Regions from separate parts of the Mus musculus genome. Here regions 2 and 3 are each linked to region 1. Evidence: chromatin loops called from intact Hi-C (ENCODE). Cell type or tissue: left cerebral cortex. All regions are shown on one strand.

Region 1 (5,000 bases):
CCTCCCAACACATAATAATCAAAACACCAAATGCACAAAACAAAGATAGAATATTAAAAGTAGTACTACTCCCATTTTTAGATCCTGGATGGTTTTGTTCAATTCCATCACCTGCTTGGTAGTGTTTTCCTGTAACTCTTTAAGGGATTTTTGTGTTTCCTGTTTAAGGGCTTCTAGCTGTTTACCTGAGTTTTCCTGTATTTCTTTAAGGGAGTTATTTATTTCCTTCTTAAAGTCCTCCACCATCATCATGGGAAGTGACTTTAGATCCATATCTTGCTTTTCTGGTGTGATGGTGTATCCAGGACTTGCTATGGTGGGAGAGTTTGGTTCTGATGATGCCAAGTAATGTTGGTTTTTGTTCTTCTGTTCTTATGCTTGCCTTCTGCCATCTGATTATCTCAAGTGCTTGCTGCCCTCAGTATATCTGATTGGAGCCTGTCCTTCCTATAATCCCGGTTGATTCAGGACTCCTCAGAGTCCAGCTTTCTCTATGATTTTGGGCTCCTGTAGACCTGAGATTCTGGGTGTGTCAGAGTTCTTGGCAGTCAAGCTTCCTCTGAGAGCCTGAGATCCTGGTGTGACCAAGCTCCTGTTATCCTGGGATCCTGGAATCCTAAGATCCTGGTCGCGTTACAGTGCCTGGAAGTGGTGTCTCCTCTGGGGACCATAGGGCTGTCTGGTGTGTTTGAAACCAAGGTATACCAGCACCTATCAGAAGGAACCCGACCGCTGGTCAGTCAGGGCTCCTGTGTCCTTGCTCCTGCTGTCACAGGCCCATCAAGATTGTTTTGGAACATGCTACATCCACTCCAGTGAAGTCTGCATGACAGGCCTAAAAGCCTGGAAGCAGTCATGAGGCAAAGAGTTTTACGGAAACTTAGCCTCCTGGAACCTTGGCATTCCCATAGCACATACACTCAAAACCTGTCCCCGAGTTAGTCTGGTGTATGGATCCCTGTGCTTTCTTTCTGTATTGTTTTAAGTGCCTTTAAGGATTGATTTTGACATATAGATAAGCCTCTACCAGTGTTCCAATGTCCTAGAAAGTCCTTGAAGCCTACCCTGAGCTTGCAATTCAGTAAGAATGTTTCCTATTCAGTAACATTCAAATTTACCTCTAGTAGAGACAGTGAAAATAATCAGGCATTACTATTTACTAGAACAGAGCTAGAAAAGCTCAAGGCTAGTCTGCATAGTAATTACTTAAAACAATAGCCAAGTCACATCCATAAACAGGAATACACAATGGCCTAGGAAATAGGTGGGTTGCGGTATTATTCATGAAAGGGTTAGTAAAATGGAATTCCCCTGGTGCAAGTTGTTCACTAGGCCCAGAGGAATAGGATAATCAGGTATTTACTAAAGGAGCCCTGGTGGTGGGTTTAACAATAGACTAGCATTGCATCAGAGCATTCACCTGGCTCCTGTGTTTAGCTGATCTTAATTAGGGTTGTTCCTATTCTCAGTTGTAAACACTGCCTGGCTCCCGCCATCTTTTTATGTATGCATTTTCTTTGTTTTGTGTTAAGAAACAGTGTACCTTGATGAATGTATCCATCAGCTTTCTTGTTTTTCTTCTGTATTATAAGACTGGTGCTGAGCGTGGTGGCACACGCCTCTAATCCCAGCACTGGGGAGGCAGAGGCAGGTGGATTTCTGAGTTTGAGGCCAGCTTGGTCTACAAAGTGAGTTCCAGGACAGCCAGGGCTATACAAAGAAACCCTGTCTCGAAAAAAAATCAAAAAACAAAAACCAACCAAACAAAAAGACTGGTGCTTGCTTTGAGAAAATAATCCAGATACACACTCCCTTGTGTCCATATTTATTTGTTATCCATGCCAACTCCTTGCTTGCCTGTAAGTACTGGAACCTCGTTCCCTGCAGATCGATGACCCAATTGAGGTTTGTCTGCAGCAGGAACAGATGTTTTGTTCCACTCACCAGTGATCCTAAGATTGTGTGGAGAGTCCTCTGGGGACCATGGGACCGTCTGCAGAGTTTGTGCACAAGGTGACCCGGAGCTGGTGCCGACTGGAAGGGCTGCAGTGCCCTTTCTTTTTTCTTTCTTTCTTTCTTTTCTTTCTTTTTTTTTTTTTTTTTTTGGTTTTTTGAGACAGGGTTTCTCTGTGTAGCCCTGGCTGTCCTGGAACTCACTTTGTAGACCAGGCTGGCCTCAAAATCACAAGAACAACGCACCTAGAGGTGTCACTGTTCACAGAAAGTAGGGTAACCTTATATTAATCATTAATTAAGTACATGGCTTACTCACAAAACCACAGGTCAATATGATGGTAGCCATTTCTCAATTGAGATCCCCGGTTCTCAACATCTTCAGGTTTGTGTCCTTATGAATGAAACCATTTTCCACCAAACTTTAGTAATTGGTGTAACAATGCACAGTGCTGCCCTGTTTGTAAGTTCAAATTTGTATATTACTTAAAATCTTTGTATGATTAAGTACGACTTTTGTTAAGACAAAGAAAAAGATATGTTCACTATTATCTAATATTTACATACCATTTAAGTTTCAACAAAGCGATTTACTTTTGTGCTGGGCCACCTAGAGACTGGGAAAGGGAGAAGCAGAAGTGACCTGGAACAGAAAGTCACACGATGGCCAGCCACCTCCATCTTGGTGAGGTCAATGTGCAACCAAATGACAGAACAAAGAAGTAGAGAGGAACAGACATATGGGAGCAACACCTCCCTTCTGTTTTTGGATAAAAGACACACAATTTTTATTATTTACAAGTAAGCCTTAAAAAGCACCACAAGAGCCGGGCAGATTAGATGGGCGGGGGCGGGGCCTTGGAGGTTTGGGGGCGGGGACAGGCCGCGAGGGGCGTGGTCGGGGCGCACGCGGAGTCCACCCCCCCCCCCCCGCCCCCCCCCCGCTTCCCCCTATCCGGGTGATTGATGGGAAGAGGAAGCCGGGCCACGCCCATGTCGGTGAGTCGCCGCATCCGTTTATTGCCGTGGCCCCGCCCCGTCGCCCCAACCCCCGCCCCCGGCTTCCCGTTTTCGGCTCTAAGCGGCCTGGGCGCCCTCGACTCGGACCGGCTCGGACCGAACCAGCTGTCAATCACTGCAGCGTCCGCGGCCCCGCCGGCGACATGGCATGGGCACTCGCGGTCATCCTCCTGCCTCGGCTCCTTGCGGCGGCAGCGGCGGCGGCGGCGGTGACGTCACGGGGTGAGGAGTGAGCGGGGGCGGGGCTGCCTGTCAATCGCCGCGGTGGGCGGGGCCCGAGCAAGAGCTACCAAGTTGCTTTTCGTCCCATCATTGCTTTTCGTCCCATCATGAATATGCAAATAAGGCCTCTGGCCCTCCTAAGGGCGATCGGATAGCGCTTCGTTTGCATATTCATTTTGATCTTTGCGTATGCATGAGCCCCGCCCTCCCCCCCTACGCTCGGCGCTTTCTCCTCAGTAATATGCAAATGAGACCTAAACCCCGCCTTGACCTCATTAGCATAGTGCTGCCGCCACAATCTCGCTCCTCCTCCTGAATATGCAAATAAGGCCTCTGGGCCGCTCCTTCTTTGCATATTCATATACAGCTTTCCCGCTTATATGCAAATAACGCTTCGCCCCTACCGAGTTCTCACTCATCGCTTCTCATTTGCATATCCATCGGGAGATACACATATTCATGAGCGATGTATTTCTGTCTTCCATCCCCTCATGAATATAGAATTGATGCCCTGTCCATATGGATCACTATGCATTTGCATATTTTCCCCACGATTTACATATGCACAAGCCTCAACGTCTTGCTCCAACGTCCCTGATCATGAATATGCAGATGAGACCTCAGATCTCCGAAATTGAATCTGCCCGCTCCTCATCATATACTGCTATTCTCATATGCACCAGCCACAAAGTCTTCCATCCTTTTCCCCTCATGAATATGCAAAGAATGCTTCCCCAGTCCATCTCCACTCTGGTTCACTGCCTGCTCATTTGTGTATCCATTGGTCGCTTTGCATAGTGGTGAGCCCCGCTTCCCTACCGCTTTCTTTGCGATCATGTATATTCAAATGAGGCTCCGACTTGCTAGCTGCTCATTTGCATATTCGAGAAGCGCTTTCCATATTCATGAGCCCCCAATCCTTTTCCTTTTCTCTGTTTGTGAATATGCAAATGAGGTGTCGCCCACCGCTACAGTTCTTGGGCCTCTCGTTTACATATTCATTCCCTATATTTGCGTACGAGCCAGAATGTCTTCCTCTGTCTTCCCCTGCCTAGTGCATATGCAAATGAGGCCCGGCCTGCTCCCAGCGCCCTAGCCAAGGGTCTGAGTCAGGGAAATGGCTGCGATGGCTCTTCTGGAACGCGCTGACGTCACGGGCTGCTCCCCTGATCCCCGCCCTGCCCCCGCAGGTGATGTCACAGTCGTCTGCCATGACCTGGAGACGGTGGAGGTCACGTGGGGCTCGGGCCCCGACCACCACGGCGCCAACTTGAGCCTGGAGTTCCGGTGAGTGAAGGGGGGCGGGGCAGAACTTCTGGTCTGTGACTTCCTGTCGGAATCATTGAATGATATATGGGAGGGGGCGGGATTTCCTCTCATTCCTCTTCACTCACTTGCTGTTCATTCTTTTAAACGCCTGAAAGAGTGGGCGGGACTTCCTGTCTAATTAATGATTGACAAATGATTAGGGACGGTACTTCCTTTCAGACTCTGATGAATGACAGGAAGGAGCGGTACTTCCTTTCTGCCCATCACTTTCTGTTTGAGGTGTTGAAATTCAGATGCTCGTGGGCGGGACTTCTGGTCCATCACTTCCCATCCAGCTGATCCTTCCCCCTTAATCCCCGACTCTGCAGTTATGGCACTGGCGCCCTGCAACCCTGCCCGCGATATTTCCTGTCCGGCGCTGGTGTCACTTCCGGGTGCATCCTCCCCGCGGCGAGGGCGGGGCTGCTGGAGCTGGCACTGCGCGACGGAGGCGGGGCCATGGTGTTTAAGGCTAGGCAGCGCGCGTCCGCCTGGCG
Region 2 (5,000 bases), 130 kb before region 1:
TTATCACCTCAAAAAAATCCAGATTAAAGAAGGGTTTTCACAGTTCGAAAGCTATAAACAAAACAAAACCAAACCAAACAAAAAAACCCACCCCAGTACCCAAACTCTTTCAGGTTTAGTTAATTCCACATGTAGTCAGTTTGACTATAGGAAAAGCCTCAATGAAAGAATGGAGACAGATGTCCCCCCCACCCCCACCCCCGTGGTCAGCAAGGTGAGAATAGGAGTCAATTCCAAGGCAGTGATTTCCTTCAAGAAAGGAAGCACTGGGATTTTATTGAGGGAGTCTGGATACGTTCACATCTAGGTTTCCTACTCCTACACGTGCTAAGTTAGCCATCGTTGGACTAGTTGGACTACAGCCTGTGAAATATTCCAATAAATCCACTTTGTACATACCTAGATTCCTCCTATCAGGTCTGTTCATCTAGAGAACCTTCACTAATACAGTTCTATGTGCGAATGTGTGTTCAGCTTCCCACGGAGGAAGGTGTGCTGGCTAACAGCAGTGCTCCACAGGGTTTGTCATCTGGTTCCTGTTTGTCTCCCAGGGTTCACATACCTACCAGCTGAAAACTAGCTGCACTTTACCTAAGCCCAGCGTGAAGGACTCAACTGAAGTGAAATTAGAGTATTTTCCGGTTATTAGGGGTAGCTCTCTAGAGGATTCACTGATCCCAAGGCAGCAGAGAGTTCACTGGTCCCAAGGAGGTCAGAGAAGTTATGGGATGGGAGAATAAGGAGCAGAGGTGGGGAGAAAAAGCCAGCAAGGCAAGCTGGGAGAGAAAAATGCAGGGGAGTAGGGATTGGGAGGGGAAGTGGAGGGAGAAGGAGGGAGAAAGACTGGAGAGGGAAGAAAGGGGAGAGAGATGGAGACAGAGAAACAGAGACACAAAGAGTACAAAATGTCTGGATTATATAGGAAGGGCTTCTAGGAAGGGAAAGCCTGGCCGCTGGGCTGGGAGTTCAAGGTACAAGGTGGGGTCTGTCAACCTTGCCCTGTAACAGGTGGAGACTGAGGAGTGCTGGGAGAACCTGGAGGCCCAGCTCTAACCTTCCCAGCCTTGCGCAGACTAAGCAGACCTTGAACATTCGCCATGACAACCCAGGACAGAGACATCTGTCTTTGTTGAGGTGCAGGTTCTCATGGGAACTTAGCTGTTTTGGCTGCCTGCACTGACATTGCTCTACAACATACTGCAGCTGAAGAGGGGGATGGATTTTGTAGGTTTTCCCTTTATAAACGCAAACCTTATTATTAAATTTTGAGCCTTGATCAGAACCTTTGCTTGGCTTCATTCTTCTCTCACCCCAATACCTATTCATTTCCACAGGTTTCAGGTAAACCCAGTTTGCCCATGGCAGGTGGATGGCTCCTTTGGTATGTTAATAATATGCAGATCAGCCTCTGTTCCTGGGTCTCAATCCCAACAGCAAGAATACAGAACTATTCTTTGCCCATGACACAATTTAATTGTTAATATTCTGGGCACCTTTTCGCTTGTGGGACAGATTGATAAATCCCCTGCAGGTTGAGTAATGAATGGGCTATGCAAGCTCCCTACCTTGATTTAAGGAGGAAGAAGGCAAACAACCTAGTGAGTGAGGGAAGCTCTGGCTGACATCAGGCCCTGGCGATCACAGGGTTACTGCCTACCTAGGGGAGGAGCCAGCGGCAGAGTAGTGGCAGGGGACTGATGGTTCCTCCATGGGGCTGCGCGGGGAGACAGATCGGTAGCCTATTGGAGGATCGACACAAATACTACAGAATTGGAAATCCCTGCAGGTCTGGACTTGCAGCTTGTTGGGCTGAGAACCTCTACACCGCGTACCTTCAGCACACTCTAACCCTAAGGGAGGTGCTCCAGTCACTCAAGACTTGTTGGCCAATCAGAGTCTCTCGGCGGACCTGCAAATCAAAAGGAAGGCGGGTTTTTCCGGGTGCATTGGAGCCTGTTTCGCTTAGTTGCTGAGCCTACTTGATTGGTCCCCTGTTCTGTGCTCTCCGTCCTGAGGCTGAATGCTGTTTAGGGTGCTCAGGCAAGCTCCGAAGTTGCGACATGGTGAGCACAGGGTCACTGAAAACAATGGGGAGAAGCAGCGCGAGCTGCTAGTGTGGGTCTTTCCCTGCGCTGCGTGGGAATCCGCGGCCACCTGTGAGGTCCCCTGTGGTCCTAGCCACTCGCGGGTCCCAGCTGTAGCGTCTGAATAACTTCCCCGTGGGGGCTGCATCTGTGCTGAGCATTTGGCTTGTGTGTAGAGAGATCTTTGGCGTGATCCCATACTCAGAGAGTCCAACTTTCTACAAGTTCTGTTCTTAGCACTTGAGATTAAGGTGGACAATCCATTTGGAGTTCATTTTGTGGAGGTTGTAAAAGGCATCTCTTGTGCTGGGTAGCAATTCAATGTCAAGCTGTGATGTTAAAGAGTAGAATTGATGATGTAAAGGATTTAGTAAAGCTTAGGAAATAGTAAGGCACACCAAGTAGAATTTAGCTGAGGGAGGACTGCCTCACACCTCACAGATAAGTACTATGCCAACCAGGGCAGTTAGAGGTTAGGATGCTAGGATACACATGCTTGTTCACCAGCATTGTCCAGAAATCATAACAAAGGAAACAAACGATTTATAATCTGCCACTAGGCCCATCTCCTTATCAAAGAGCAGGCCTCTAACTAGCAGCTCAATGGGGCATTACAGGATCATAACCAACAGCAAGGCCTCTTGTGCCATAAGGTTCAGTTTTCTTCTTGAGAAAAACATAGTTCTGCCACACTGGCTAGATGGCATCTAGTGACAACCATTTGAAAACTTAAAAGAACAAAACAAAAAGCCCACAACCATTGCATTGAGTGCAGGCCTGATCCAGCTACACTTTCCCTGAGGTCCCCATGTCTGGAGCAGGCCACAGCTCCTTCTGAAACCCAACAACATGCTTGGCAGAGCCATTCACAGCCTGGGCCTAGTCCTTGGGAGCTTTCCCTGAGGCCCTGGGTATAGAGAAAACAGGGCTCCTTGACTTCGTTTTTTTTTTGTTTTTTGTTTTTTTTTTTGTTTTGTAGAACATTTTCAATATTTTCAATTGTTAATATTTTTAAAAGAGAATAATTATTTTAAGATATACTTCACTGTTATATCCTCCTTTTCATTTCTGATTTTATTAATTAGGATACTGTCTCTGTGTCCTCTGGTTAGTCTGGTTTATCTAGTTGATTTTCTCAAAGAAACAGCTCCTGGTCTTGTTGATTCTGTATATAGTTATTTTTCTTTCTACTGCTTGATTTCACCCCGGAGTCTGATTCTTTCCTGACATCTCCTCCTCTTGGGTGCATTTGCAGAGCTCCTTCTCTAAATTCAGGAATGTGCCTGGGAGCTGGTAATGGTCTGGGGCAGGGCCTTTGGGAGGGGTTGAATCAGATTCTGAGAGCACAACTTCCCACCATATGGGGCTGTGGTTATCAGTTCCAAGGCCACTAGAGGCTTGGTCAGAAATGTTTTTTAGAAACACTGAGTTGTCCCTTGTGCAGCAGTGTTTGATTAGCTTTCTCCTGAGTGTGTCCAATTGTCTGATGTTTCTGTGGACTTCATACTTTCTTCATCTTTCTGCTGACTTCAGAGGTGTCTCCCATCTCCTTCCTTTTCCCTCATGTCAATCGTGTACAAGATGGTATTCTTAAGAAGCTGACTTAGCATAAGCCATAGCTTGTGTAAGACCTCCCCACCCCAGCTTTTATACTCTCTACCTTTTCCTTTTCCGATGTTTTTCATCATCTGGAACCTTCCACTTAGGACGCTGTCACTAACCTGCTGTGTTAGGGCACTGGTGTCCTTAAGAAATGATCCTGGAATATGCTTGCTGTGCAAATTTCCCATGTGTCTTAGTGGCTAGACTTGCAGTCTCCAGTCTGTATTTAAGTTGTTCAAAACTTAACCTGGAACCTGAACCTAGAAGAGACTTAAGGGTGGCAGCATATGTGGAAGGCAAAATCCATCCTAGTCTGGTTCCTCTTTACCCTTAATCAGTGTAGCTGGTCTTTGCTACTTTATGGTTTCTTCTTTTTCCCCTCCCTTAATCCCCTTCCGTGACCCCCCCGCAACTGTTTCACCCCTTAACAGCAGACAGGAGAGAAACAGGGATGGAGGAGAAAGAGGTCCTTGAGTCGAGTTTCTGTCCTTGTACTGGATCCCCCAGCATGAGTCAAACAGTCTCTGATGAGGGAGCAAGGAACAAAATAGGAGGTAGAAGGAAGATGCAAAGCCAAGAATTAGATTTGGGAGAACTGCTGGTTAATACTTCAGCAGGAGCACCAGCAGCAACCACCAGCCTTGAGTTTATTTTTCATAGTCTTTTTATACCCCACAGAACCTTGGAAAGCAAAGCCACAAGCTAACAGAAACAATCTCCCGAAATATACACAGACTATCGGTTCTTTTCCAGAGGCACCTCCCTTGAGCCTCAGGTATACCTCCTCTTATCATTCCATGACTCATCAGACTGGGAAATCTGCCAACAGACCCTGACCCACCTTGACTGCCTGGGTACAAACAAAGAGTAGGGTCAGTTTTAAGGCATAAACAAAGTAGAAATGTAAGAAAAAGGGTGTAAACAAAGTTCCCCGGTTGCTGTATTCAGAGTCTTATCAAGATGATCAAGGTATGACAAGATATGAGGAACACATTCCTCAGCTGTACTTTTTTTGAGCTTACTTCCTTGACCTAGCCCAGTGTCAAATATTCTTGCCATTTTTTCCTAGAAGCGGTCCCAAGAACTCTCCCCACCTGGGAGAGTAGAAGATTCTAATAAAATACAAACTTACTATACTAGGGCTCTGTCTGCCCCTAGGGTGGGCTGGAAGGGGAGAGCTGGAAGGCCTGTGCTGTCTGAGTCATTTCATCTCTACTTCTCCAGTAGGAGAGCTGCTACTGTCTTCTGGGCAGCCTAGCAATCAGGAGGAGTAGCTTGCAGGTTCTTTCCATAATTCTCCTCTGATGCAGTTCA
Region 3 (5,000 bases), 890 kb after region 1:
TGCTGCAGTCCCTCGGTGAGAGACACGTTGAGAAAAGGGGGCTTCCTTGGGGAAGAACAGGGAGCTGAAAATGAGCTGCTATTCCCCAGTGTGCACAGTGCTGTGGAGGCTGCATGTGCCCGCCGTGAGGAGCTGCTGGCTGCTGACTCTGCCCTCTAGCAGGGCCCTCAAGAGCCCACACCTGTGTTCACAAGCCAGTGCTCTGTAGGAGTGGTGTGAATGATAAAGTCATTAGAGATATACCCTTGGACCACCTTTGCCCTGGAGAAGCCAGGGAACTCCAACTAAGGAAAGGAAAGTGCAGCACCCTTAATACATTCAAGGATTCCAAACCAAGGGTTCAGTGATCTAGACTCTCTACCTCTGAGTCCACTGCTGCCCCCTGGTGCCTGTTCAACCAGGGTAGCTGTACCCACACACATGATCCCTCAGCCCACACAGTGCCCAGTTTGATATACTATGTTGTCATCTTATCTGAAACAGAATCCTGCAAATTATATGACCTCCAAGATGCCAAAAGGACACTTTCCCATTCCCTGTACCACCAGGTACCAGATATGAGCTGGATATATGGCCAAGCCTCAAGGGTCTGAATTTCTGAAAGGCCTCCTCATGCCAGGTGCTCATCTTGACTGGACCCTTGCAAAGGCAGCCACCTGCTCCAGAGCCACAGTCCAGTGTCACTTTCTAAGGCAATGTGACTTATATAACCTCAACCTGACCTTGGGGCACAATGTCTCTATACAGCTTATACTGGTAACCACAATGTGGTATATGTATGGTACAAAGCCAGACACAGTAGACCCTAACCCCATTCAGTACTTCTAAAAAAAAACAAAAAACAAAACATCAGGAGGAAACCACCTGTGCTCCATCCAGGGTCTGCCTTTGGCATAGCCAAGCAGACATTCTCCTCTTCTGCCCAACAGGATGCTCTAACAGGAAGCACAGCCCCAGCCCTATGCCCTACCATGACCCCCCCCACCCCCGCGACCCCCACAGCCCAGCACTGTGTCCCACAGCTGGCCCCGACAAGGTCAGATCCACCACCTCAGCATCTCTGTAAAACAAGCTCTGACCAGCAACTCCCAGGGTACCCACTTCCGCATCACCCACCTGGCTGTGATGAGATCCAGCAGCCAGTGTATCCGGACCTGCTCAATGCCACTGTGAGGTACGGCACCTATGTAGGCAAGGTTCAGTTGCTGGTCCCAACTAAGGTCGTACTGGTCAGCCTGGTCGTGAGGCAGTGGGGGGCTAGGGACAGGACAAAGAAGTGAAGTGTTTGTCCTAAACAGGGGCCTGCAGCATACCCGATTTTGTACATGTATTACCTAACTGCCTAGACCCTTGTGGATGAATTATGTGTCTCCAGAGTGTACGATAAAATAGCCCATTCACCAGAATGTTCTACAGTCTTGCTTGGGGGCAGGGTGAGGGGAGCTCCCACAGGACACAGAACCGTATTCTAAATAGAGCATCTGCCTGCCATAAAAAATGGATTTGAGTATTTCTAGAAAAACTTGGGGCACACTCATAAACCGGGACAGGTCTTGATACTTTGGGAGACTCCTAGGCTCTGCCAAAGCACCAATCATGAACCTATAGCCTGAGTACTGCGCTCCTGATTCCTGGGGGCCACTTAGGGAGAGGCTCTGGCATTTGAGGGACCCACTAAGCTAGAAAACCCACGCCACAATCCAGAAACTGACTAGCTTGAGAAGGTGGGCCCTAAAGGGGTTTGCTCTTCGCTTCTGAGTGTCCAGGAGTGATGGGCAGAGAGCCCAAAGCTGTAATGGGGGGAACCCAGAGGATAGAGCAAGGGGCGCTCCTGGACTTGATAAGTGGTGGGCCTCACCAGAAGCCGGTGCTCCTCCAGAAGGGCAACAGAGGCCTCAGCGGGCGGGCTGCGTCCACACGCACCAGGTACGGTGACTCAGCCAGCGCCAAGGGCGCGGCCAAGAACGCAGCAAAAAACGTCAGCATAGCTGAGGAGGGACGCGGGGGTCGCATGGTTGGGATATCCAGGTGCCCCTAAACAGCAAGCTTTTTAGGCGGCGGTCGCAGTGTTCCGCCTCTGCGTAACGCCCCACGTGACCTCTCGCCAGGCCGGGACAAAAAGGAACCCAGTCACGCGCCGCCCCGTGCTGGCGAGTTCCGCTGCGTCCCAGGCGCTCCAAAAATGGAACCAACATTAGCAGTGCTTGGGTGTCTCAGAGCGGCCATTATTCTTGCGGCTGTCTCGGTCTCGCTGGAGGCCTGTAGGTGCTCTGAAAAACAAATCAGGCACTACTGAGTGTCGTGGGGTGAAAGTGGAGAAATGTATCAGAAGATGGCGCTGTGGGACTGCTCCAAGGATTAGATTTGGGGGAGAAAGTCAAGGTGCTTTGGCAGAGCTTTTCCGAAATGGGACTGCTCTCATTCTGGACGGATGAGACGTTCCGAAATCCAAGTGACTCCTTGTAGTGGGCAACCAAAATATCAGTCCTGAACATCTGTGAAAGGCAGGGTCAGTAGTGCAAATCTTTAAGATTTGAATTGTGCACACACAATGAGCAGGATATTAGCAACGATGGAACAGAATTAGCTGTCACTTTTGGTAGCACAAGCCTTTAACCTCTGCAGTTCCAAACAATCGAGTTTCACAACCCATGAAAAGCACCTTTCTCATGCAAATCTCTCCTGACACCAAGGAAGAAACCCTTCTCTAGTGTTCATAGTTCCTGAGGTCCTCAGGAAAGCTGGTAAAAGGAAGGTTTTTAGGTGGAGAAATGAAAACTATGCCACAACCTCGTGCAAGGATCAGAAAGTCAGGAGCCCATGTGATGCTTCTGTAGTGACTGAAATACAAAGTTTGGTGTCCATAGACAGCAACTAGATACTACCTGGTTGGGTGCTCTGTTCTGTATGAAGACTAATGTAGGCAGAGTCTCAATATGTTGTCCTCATTCACTTGGGACTTGCTGTATAGACCAGTCTAGCCTGAAACTCACAGACATCTTCCTGTCTCTGCCTCCTGAGCGCTGAAACTAAAGGCATGGGCTACCATGTCTAGTCCCATTGTCATTATTATTATTATTATTATTATTATTATTATGGATTTTTAGACAAGGTTTATCTGTGTAACTCTGGCTGTCCTAGAACTCAATCTGTAGACCAGGCTGACTTCACACTCAGAGCTCTCGCCACTGCTAGGTGCTGGAATTAAAGGCATGTGCCACCATACCTAGCTGCCTATATTCTATTTTATGTGTATTTGTGAATGCCTGAATGTATATATGTGTATCATGTGCCTGCCTGGTGCTCATGAAGACTAGAAGAGGGTATCAGATCCCCTGGAACTAGAGTTACAAGCGGTTGTGAGCCACTGTCTATGACCTGAATCTGGGTCTTTGTAACAACAGCAGGTTCTCTTAACCATTGAGACATTTTCAAGTTCTTGAAAATCTTCAAAAGTAAAATCATAAAAATGTTAAAGAAGGGCTGATGAGATGGCTCGGCGGTTAAGGGCACTGACTGCTCTTCCAGAGGTCCTGAGTTCAAATCCCAGCAACCACATGGTGGCTCACAACCATCAGTAATGAGATCTGACGCCCTCTTCTGGTGTGTCTGAAGACAGCTACAGTGTACTTAGAACAATAAATAAATCTTTTTTAAAAAATGTTAAAGAAAATGTAAAAACTATAATTTATATTGGAATGTTTTATGGTATGTAAATCATAAAGATGGCAGAACCTTAATGGATTAGATTAGCTACAAATTAGACTTATCTGAAGACAGAAATAAGGAACTGGAAGATAGATTTGGGGGACAATCCACAGTGACAGAAAAAAAAAAATAACAGAAACCACAGGACAGACATGAGACAAGGTCTAACAGTATAATTGAATTTGCAGCTGAAAATAAGAAGGGGAGTAGAGCAGAAATAGCATTTGAAGGGGCCACCGTGATAACCTTCTGAAAGTAAATTTTAAAAATTTGAGGCCAAGAACGTGGCTGAGTTAGTCAAGTGACCTGAATTTGAACCCTAGTGGAAAGGCTGGACGTGGTAGCAACACTAGTAACCCCAGCCCTGGGGAGAGGGAAACACGAGGCTCTCTGGGGACTTGCTGGCTAGCTAGTCTAGCAGAATCTCAGAGCTCTGGGTTTACTAAAAGAAAGACCTTGTCTCAAAAAGCAGGTGGATCTTGCGAGGGAGCAGACATGAACACCTGCTGCCAAGCCTAGTGACGTGAGTTCAATCTCTGGAATCTACATGGTAGAAGGAGAGAACTGACTCTTTCCTGTAAGTTGTCCTCTGACCCCTAGATGCTTGCTATGGTACTCAAGCACTCCTACACATCCATAACAAATAAACAAAATATTAAAGAACTCAAAGATGGAGGGCAATTGAAGAAGACACCCAATGTTGATCTCATCTCCATGAACACACACACACACACACACACACACACACACAAGCACGCAATCAAGCTCTCCGATATTTTTAAAAATCACTGTATGGACTGGAGAGACATCTCATCAGTTATGAGCACTGACTGCTTTTCCAGCGGTTCAAAGCCCAGCATTCGCACAGTGGCCCACAACTATTTGTAACTACAGTTCCAGGGGACCCAACACCTTCTTCTGGCCTCCACAGACACTGCACACATGTGGTGTACAGACATACATAGAGGCAAAATAAACATTAAAAAATTAAAAAGTACTATAAATAGCCCATGGAGGTACATGTCTATAATCTTAGCACTCAGCAGCCTAAAGCAGAAGAATCATATTTTAAGACAGACTAGACTAAATAACAAGACCTTGTCTCAAAAAGTCATGAGCTGGGTATGGAGTCCAGTGGTACAGTTCTTGCCTAGTATGTGCAAGGCCATATGCAGACCCCCCAGCACTGAAAAAAAATTATTGGGAGCTATAAAGACCAAGAGGGAAAAGACAAAATGAAACAAGCAACAAAAAGATACTGGAAGCAATCAAACGGAAATGACCCATTGCTT

Evidence for each region. Peaks named below come from ENCODE experiments on the same cell type or tissue, not always from the same donor. Only the 100,000 strongest peaks of a DNase experiment are listed, where the experiment ranks them.
Region 2: a loop joins it to region 1, with 3 times the contacts of the local background. A loop is called at or near these places in 1 of 42 quality-filtered maps.
Region 3: a loop joins it to region 1, with 3 times the contacts of the local background. A loop is called at or near these places in 1 of 42 quality-filtered maps.

The regions. Positions count from the first base shown.
Region 1 is chr5:109,557,000-109,561,999 of GRCm38, reverse strand. It overlaps Crlf2 (cytokine receptor-like factor 2), which reads left to right and starts at 3,007. Exons shown (of 8, transcript NM_016715.4): 1 at 3,007-3,195; 2 at 4,386-4,482; 3 at 4,833-4,999. The coding sequence starts at 3,117. In left cerebral cortex, a CTCF peak has its summit at 2,887; DNase peaks (open chromatin) are centred at 2,632, 3,295, 3,465, 4,675 and 3 more places; H3K4me3 peaks cover 2,482 bases; H3K27ac peaks cover 2,192 bases.
Region 2 is chr5:109,687,799-109,692,798 of GRCm38, reverse strand. It overlaps 5430403G16Rik (RIKEN cDNA 5430403G16 gene), which reads left to right and starts at 1,965. Exons shown (of 4, transcript NM_001378588.1): 1 at 1,965-2,063. The coding sequence starts at 2,061. It also overlaps the pseudogene Vmn2r-ps23. In left cerebral cortex, no CTCF peak of the experiment used is centred here; DNase peaks (open chromatin) are centred at 1,703, 1,922 and 2,617; H3K4me3 peaks cover 1,032 bases.
Region 3 is chr5:108,666,376-108,671,375 of GRCm38, reverse strand. It overlaps Idua (iduronidase, alpha-L), which reads right to left. Exons shown (of 15, transcript NM_008325.4): 2 at 1,859-2,270; 3 at 1,117-1,257. The coding sequence starts at 2,013. Slc26a1 (solute carrier family 26 (sulfate transporter), member 1) reads left to right here. Exons shown (of 3, transcript NM_174870.4): 3 at 1-1,498. The coding sequence ends at 159. Among named protein-coding and RNA genes, the nearest start is that of Slc26a1, 6.5 kb to the left of the region's middle. In left cerebral cortex, CTCF peaks have their summits at 398 (motif pointing left), 2,318 (motif pointing right) and 3,613 (motif pointing left); DNase peaks (open chromatin) are centred at 387, 1,520 and 2,189; H3K4me3 peaks cover 1,738 bases; H3K27ac peaks cover 2,214 bases.